Regions from separate parts of the Homo sapiens genome. Here all the other regions are linked to region 2. Evidence: read pairs that join two places in POLR2A ChIA-PET (ENCODE). Cell type or tissue: MCF 10A. All regions are shown on one strand.

What was found. Peaks named below come from ENCODE experiments on the same cell type or tissue, not always from the same donor. Only the 100,000 strongest peaks of a DNase experiment are listed, where the experiment ranks them.
Region 1: POLR2A ChIA-PET joins it to region 2 with 6 read pairs; 3 of 35 experiments call an interaction of 5 or more read pairs at or near these places.
Region 3: POLR2A ChIA-PET joins it to region 2 with 6 read pairs; 4 of 35 experiments call an interaction of 5 or more read pairs at or near these places.

The regions. Positions count from the first base shown.
Region 1 is chr6:161,091,627-161,094,126 of GRCh38, reverse strand. It overlaps MAP3K4 (mitogen-activated protein kinase kinase kinase 4), which reads right to left. Exons shown (of 27, transcript NM_005922.4): 13 at 1,984-2,117; 14 at 1,071-1,149; 15 at 276-354. Among named protein-coding and RNA genes, the nearest start is that of AGPAT4-IT1, 69 kb to the left of the region's middle. In MCF 10A, no CTCF peak of the experiment used is centred here; no DNase peak of the experiment used is centred here.
Region 2 is chr6:161,368,286-161,370,785 of GRCh38, reverse strand. The region is part of intron 10 of PRKN (parkin RBR E3 ubiquitin protein ligase); the gene reads left to right. Among named protein-coding and RNA genes, the nearest start is that of AGPAT4, 95 kb to the right of the region's middle. In MCF 10A, no CTCF peak of the experiment used is centred here; a DNase peak (open chromatin) is centred at 1,265.
Region 3 is chr6:161,101,943-161,104,442 of GRCh38, reverse strand. MAP3K4 (mitogen-activated protein kinase kinase kinase 4) reads right to left here. Exons shown (of 27, transcript NM_005922.4): 18 at 2,451-2,500; 19 at 1,664-1,744. Among named protein-coding and RNA genes, the nearest start is that of AGPAT4-IT1, 59 kb to the left of the region's middle. In MCF 10A, no CTCF peak of the experiment used is centred here; no DNase peak of the experiment used is centred here.

The DNA.
Region 1 (2,500 bases), 280 kb after region 2:
AAGAATGGTAGTGTTGGTATAGAAAGAAATGTGTAATTGAATACTGCTGGCTGGTATGGAATAGCGTATGGCTGACGTTTTAATCTTCCTGTCAGATTTAGAAAGGTTGCTGCGGAGTTCTCTATCTACACACCTCATTTCTGTCCCTCTCATTGTCGTTTTCCTGAATACTGTTAAAACACCTCTTATACCATTTTAAACGACTGCAATTACAAGAGGATCTGTCCACTCAAATCATTATGTTCCAGAAGAAATGCTGTTAACGGCTGTCTTACCAAGGTACAAACCTGTAACAGGACTGTGTGGTTTTCCTATGACATGGCCAATGCATTCATTCATCAAGGCTTGTAAACTCTAGAAACCAAAAGAAAATGGGAAAGGTAAAGAGAAAACATGCATACTTTCTTAATTATGTAAGTAGCACAAATTAATTTTCAGTATATTTTTAAAAACATGCTACCCAAAATATTTTCAGTTAGTTTAAAAGAAAATAGGTATAAACACAAATTGTATGTAATTTAAAATAATACAGTGTATTTCATTTTTATAAGTAAAAGCAAATTAGCTGTCAATTTCCCATAACACAATAACGTGTACAAGCAAAGAACTTTTCATGTAATCGTCTCTACTACTGGGAGAATAAAATAAATGAATTCACACTTTGAGCAATATCATGCTAATCTGATGACACTTATCAGACTAACAGTGATAATATTTAACACGAGCATGATGCTCTCAAAATGATGCACACTGAGGTAAAAGAGCTAATCCTTGTTCTGCCCCAAAGCAGCAGCTATGATGGCAGTAAAAATATAAATCTCACAAATATTTTAGAAGGGCCAGGGTTTACAAACCAGACATTGACTTAGTTGAACACTAATGTTACAAAAAGAAAAAAAATCTTACTCTGCTATGAGGAGTACTTTAATTTCTCAGCATTATCATTACATGATATGCTGAGATTAATATCTCATGAAAAAAACCACTATTACATATAAAACATATACAACCAGAAAATAAGGAGTGACTGGCTTATTTTATAATGAAAAAAACTTTAGAATAATCCATACCAAGAAGTCATCTTCTGGTAAAGCTGAAATAAAGGCAGGTTCAATTGCTTGTAGAAAATCAAATCCTTGAGTCGCCCACCTGGTACACGAAAAAGTTCAGTAATCACATAACAACCAAGAAAACGCTGTAGCAGTTTTAGACTGTACAATACTGAAAAGTAACATAATTATAATTACTATTTAGGACAAGACACTTTTTTTTGCTTGGGTTCAGTAAGTTTACAGCGTGACCTTTTGGAAAGGAGAATAATTTTTTAAAATTTAATTTTGTTTTGAAACCAATGGGAAGCATGGAAGAGGATTTTAGACATGATAGGTGCCATCTGTAATTCAACAATTATTTATTTGTAATTCAACAAGTATTTATGAGTTTTGTAACACAAAGTTCCTACTTTGAATCTCAGATGCAGCAAATGTGTTTTCTCTAACTTGGAGAAATTGCTTAATGACTTTAAGAAAGTGCCCCATGCTATCCCTCCATTACAAATTACAGAACACTCAGCTATTTCTCACACAGTCATGACACTTTAATAACTATGTTTACTTTAGTGGAGCTAGTATTGAGCCTCACAGACGATTCACCCATTTCACCCCTGCAAATTCCAAAATGGTTTCTTAATGAATAAATTTCATGAGGGAGGAAAATACATTAGTCATCAGGAAGACTTGTCAAAGGAGAACATGAGTTCCCTTAAAGGTAACTCAAATTTGGAACAAATTTAAAAAAAAATTTTTTCCCAAGAGTTACGCAGTTTTCTCTACATATTTTTCCATTAAAAAAAACCTGATCACCGAAGAGTTTAGAGTGTTCCCTTCTGTGTCGTCTGCTCAAAAAGAATCCCACAGAACATATATGAACAAATACCACCAAGCCCACATGACACATTTCAGAAACATCCTACTTGGTCATTACCTGGGTCTTGTACCTCTACCACTCTCACATTTAGTCAGGACATAATTCATCCACTTCCGGGCAAAGCTTATATATTTGTCTCCTATCTTCTGTCTAAACTCCCCAGACATCAAACGAACAACTTCTTTATGATACTGTAAGAAGATTTCATGTATATCAACATTAAGGAAATGATCATTAAATAATATCACACACTATAATGCCATGTCTAAAATGTTTTCTAAAAACAAAAAGTGAAATCCAATTAAAATTTCTATATTTTGAATAGTATGAAGAATTATGGAAAGTACAGTGTTTCAAAATGCAGTTTCATAAATGTTTTACTCCTGAGTTTAAATTAAGAATGTGCTTTTATGACATAAAACATCTCTTTAAAGTTTTAAAATGTAAGTAGATGGCTGTTAGCACAAAATAAAAGTTGGACAATTACCTAACAGTTTAAAAGTAAACTAACATCTCTGATATACAGCAGTGATATAAGATGATATTCTTGATTAAGCTATGATTACAATATCAG
Region 2 (2,500 bases):
TTTGGAAAACAGGCTTAAATGGATTTTTAGGATTAGAATAGACTTGTCTAATTATTGGCTACACAGGTGTCACAAATGAGTTTCTCTTAAAGCAGGAAAGATAACACATATGCAGTTCCTTAAGTTATTCTAGCTTCAATGTATATCAATGTGTCTCCTAGGCGCTAATTCGGCTTTTTTTTTTTTTTTTTTTTGACACAGAGTCTTGCTCTGTCGCCCAGGCTGGAGTGCAGTGGCGCGATCTCGGCTCACTGCAAGCTCTGCCTCCCAGGTTCACGTCATTCTCCCATCTCAGCCTCCCAAGTAGGTGGGACTACAGGTGCCTGCCACCACGCCCGGCTAATTTTTTTTTTTTTTTTTTGTATTTTGAGTAGAGATGGGGTTTCATCGTGTTAGCCAGGATGGTTTGATCTGACCTCGTGATCCACCCGCCTCGGCCTCCCAAAGTGCTGGGATTACAGGTGTGAGCCACCGTGCCCAGCCTAATTCAGCTTTTAAAACCTATATAAGTACATTTTGATTTACCAGTGGAGTTTTGTGTGTGTGTGTGTGTTTATAGAGACAGGGTCTCATTATATTGACCAGTCTGGCCTTGAACTCCTAGACTCAAGTGTTCCTCCTGCCTCGGCCTCCCATACTTGTGTTTTTAAAGGAGATTTAAGGCCAATCCAGGCCTTCAGTGGTCTTTTCCATGTGTACAAACTCCCACAGGGTCATATTCCCATCTCTTTAGAGATGATCGTGATGATTACAATAACAAAGTAATAATGGTGGTGATCATAGAAAACACACGGTTAGCATTCAGGGTGCACCTGGCTCTGTGCTAAGCCGTTTGTGTGTTGATCTTACTCACGATGACCCTTGTGAGGTTATTCCTCTTGAGCCACAGATGGACGATCATGCCTTTACCTTTCTGAGGGAATTTTGATTCTCTCTGTCTCTCTCTATATGTATATGAAATATATTTCCTATAATCATATGAAATATATATATGAAACATCTATATATAAGTATATTATAGATGTTTCATATATATATTTATGAAATCGCTATTTTCAGCCATGAAGTATATTAGGAGAGAGACTTGTCCTGTTCCACCCCCACCTCCACCACGCGTGCGTACACACATGCATGCATGCAATTCCTCCTGCCACGGGTGAGCAGTAGACAGGCACAGAATTCTATGCAATTACCTAACAGTTACACTGCCCCGTGAGAGCCACACTTTATTGCACAATCGGGCGGTGATGCTGAATCACAACAAAACCTTCCCCTCCTGGCAACACAATAAGCAGGCATTGCTTTAGAGCTTGATGACTAAGGCGGGAACAGAGGGTAAGTTACCCAGCTCACCATGTTCCTCTTCAGGCGCAAAGGGAGAATCGCCCTCCAGAGGATGAATGGTTCCCAAACCTCCCGCCCCTCGCAACCCCTTAGGGCATTTTTAGGGATTCTAATTTCTGTACCCCGCCACAGACCTACTGAATCCCAATCTCCAGAGTCTGGACACAAGCCTTGGGATCATTTTTAGAATCGCTTTGGTGATCTTGAACCTGTGGGCACCCAGCCACTGCTTGAGATCACTCCAGAAGGATTTAAACATCAGCATTAAGACACTCATGAAGGATGCAAAGCAAAGATGTGCTCCTCCTGGTAGAAATCCCCTCTCGGAAGTGGCAGTCAAAGGTCTAAACCAGTGGCCTGGGCACCGCCCACTCCCGGGGTGTCATAGAGCTGCTTCTCCTGCCCCCCAGGTCCCTGGGGCTGGCAGCAGTGGCAGCAGTCACTGGGTCTGGGACTCCCCTCCCTCCCCGTGGATCCGCTGGGTGAGGATAGGAAGCACAGGAAGAGCTGTGATGCTGAGAAGGGCAGGAACTCCAAGGGCCTTCTTGGTGACCCTTTCCCACATGTTAGGTGCAGTGGGACAGTTGGAGACAATGACAAAGAAAGGGCATGAGCTTTGGCAGCCGTGGCCTCCTGGTGTCCTTCTTGAAAGCACTTTCGGCAGGTTGGGGAAGGGAGAACCGGCCAGGCAGCAGCGATGGCCCAGGGCAGAAGGGCGGGTGGGCAGCTGGGAGTGGAGTTGCAGTGCTGGTGCCAGGGGAAGCAGGCAAGTGGAGGGCAGGTGAGCCACTGCAGTGAGGGGAGGGGGGCTGGGTGGCTTCTCCCACTGTCTTTACCACAAGCTGGGTGCTGGTGGTGGTGGTAGTTGCTTTCGTTGTTGTTGTTTTGAGACAGATTCTTGCCCTGTCGCCTAGTCTGGATTGCAGTGGCACCAGCTCGGCTCGGTGCAATCTCCACCTTCTGGATTCAAGTGATTCTCATGCCTCAACCTCCTGAGTAGCTGGGACTATATGTGTGCGCCACCAGGCCCAGCATATATATATATATATATATATATATCAAGACTGAGGTTGCTATATATATACACAAATATATATACAAATATATATACAAATATATATAAATATATATACAAATATATATAAATATATATAAA
Region 3 (2,500 bases), 270 kb after region 2:
TGTGCCTGCTTTTTTTTTTTTTTTTTTGGAAACGGAGTTTTGCTCTTGTTGCCCAGGCTAGAGTGTGATGGCGCGATCTCAGCCCACCGCAACCTCTGCCTCCTGGGTTCAAGCAATTCTTCTGCCTCAGCCTCCTGAGTAGCCGGGATTACAGGTATGTGCCATCTTGCCTGGCTAATTTTGTATTTTTAGTAGAGATGGGGTTTCTCCATGTTGGTCAGGCTGGTCTTGAACTCCTGACCTCAGGTGATCCTCCTGCCTCGGCCTTCCAAAGTGCTGGGATTACAGGCGTGAACCACCGTGCCCAGCCCTTGGTCTTTAATATGTCAATGTGAACTGTAACTCTCACAAGAGAAACATAATTCCAAGTGGTTCCCAAGTTTACTTGACCACAAAGTACTTGATTTGAAAAATATGGCAAAGACCTGGTATCCGTGGGAACTGCTGATTACATGTGAGCCACTGAAGAAACTGTCTTCCTGTCACCTGGCTCAAGCCTAGGAAAACTCCCCCACTTGAACCCTCAACACACACCTACTCTGTCACCAGGCTTGTCAGTGGTTGCACCAAAGTTGTTTCTTGCTGCCATTACCTCTTTTAAATCCCACATTAGTCCAGTATCGTATTATTTATACTGAATTTCTGCAATGGCATTTTAACCAATCTGCCCACTTTCTCCTCAATTCTGGCTAGCAGACTATACTATCTCAGCGTCTTACTCATCCCCAGCCTCCCACATCCCAAACACACCAGCTGCTCAAGAGCCTCTGGGGCTGCCCACCACCTCTGGGCAAAGCCTTCATTACTTAGGCAGTCACTGATGGCTGTCCATGATCTGATCTCCCCTCACTCTCCAGTTTCTCCTGCATTGGCATCTGCGCCCAGTGGCTCTCCCCTGTAGTCACGAGGCCTCTGGGTGCACACTTCCTTCTATTCCTTGCCTCCTGGCTTGCTGCAGACCTGCCATCCCTTCAAAGGGCCAGCCCAGTCTCCTCCCTCCACAAAATCCTTCCAGACATCTCTAGGCCTTGGAAGACAAATACTCTTCTGGTCAGTCACACAAAGTTCAAAGGGAAGCTGCCATGGAGTGCGCTAGACTTGAGACAAGTGCCTTCTGGTCCTCACCCTCTCATTTACTACCTTGGCCAAATTATTGGGCTGCTTAGAAACTATCATTTATAAAAAGAGAACATCTATTTTGCCTACTGCTCAATATTGTTGAGCAAAAAAAGACATGAAAGCATTTTATAGATCATTAAATACTAGACCAATGATTTTTCTGCTATTTGTTCTTTTGATAATATTAATCACATGCTTCGTAAGTTCTTTCCCTCAATGTCTAATTTATGAATGGTTATTTCACAAATGTTTATTATACTCCTACCATGGACAAAAAATTATGCTAAGTTGCTTTAAGAATATAAAGATGAGTAAAACATATTATAGACCCAAAGGAGCATGTAGTTTGTTACTAGAAATAGGAAATGTACACAAACACAGTACATGATAGAAAGTGATGTCAGAGCTGTGAGATCACAAAATAGTAATGGAGGAGGCCTAATAATTCAGAAGCTAAATCAAGTTTTACCTGAAACTGCTCCCCTTATGTGTAATCGTGTTTTTTTTTTTTTTTTTTTTTTAACTTCAACACTCTTTCTCTCACCTTTACTCTGGCTGATTAGTGTCCGAAGTTCCCAACTTCTTCTTGTGGACCCACTTGAATCTCCTCTTGGATATGCTGGTTCTGCAGGAAGTTATTTTTATACAAATTAAGATTTATGAAATAAATATGCTTATTTGAGAACAACTGAAAGGAAAGGTAATGGTTAAAAGCAACCTGTTTGCCTTTCTGGTTATTAATTTTTAGTGTGTTTGATGTAGGTGTGAGAAACTATCTTTGCAATCAATTCTAAAAATTGCACCAACTAAGAAGTTAATGGGGTTACAGGATTTTAACTACACTCATCTTTTCACGAGTAACAGACAACAGAATACTGTGCAAAAAGTGGATTCCTTAGGGACTTCATTCAAGATGTTAGCTTCAGGAGCCCCAGCCCTACTCCAATGGAAGCAGCAATGTGGTTCCTGAGGGCTGCATTATAAATAAAACTTTCACATACGATCAACAAACACAGTGTCACTTTTGTATTTTTTAAATGAATAAAAGTATTCAACAGTTAAAATATCTAGAATAATAATATTTTTAAAGCAACAAAAGTAGACCTATAAAATGCTAACAGGGCTAAAAAGGCATCTGTATTAAAAGGCCAATGTGCTCAGCAGTAAGTCTTCTCATAAAGCTCTGTGCTTCTTACTCTTCATTCCTTTAGAAAGGACCAAAAAAAGGAATCTTCAAGGAATCCTCATAAAGGCATTAACAACAGAAACTGGTGAACTGAGACAAATGATTAGACTGGTTGTGAATGCAGCTAACACCTTAAAACACTCACCATCTCGCTCCTCCGTGGGGCTTGAGTGACGACTCAGGGACCTAAACTGC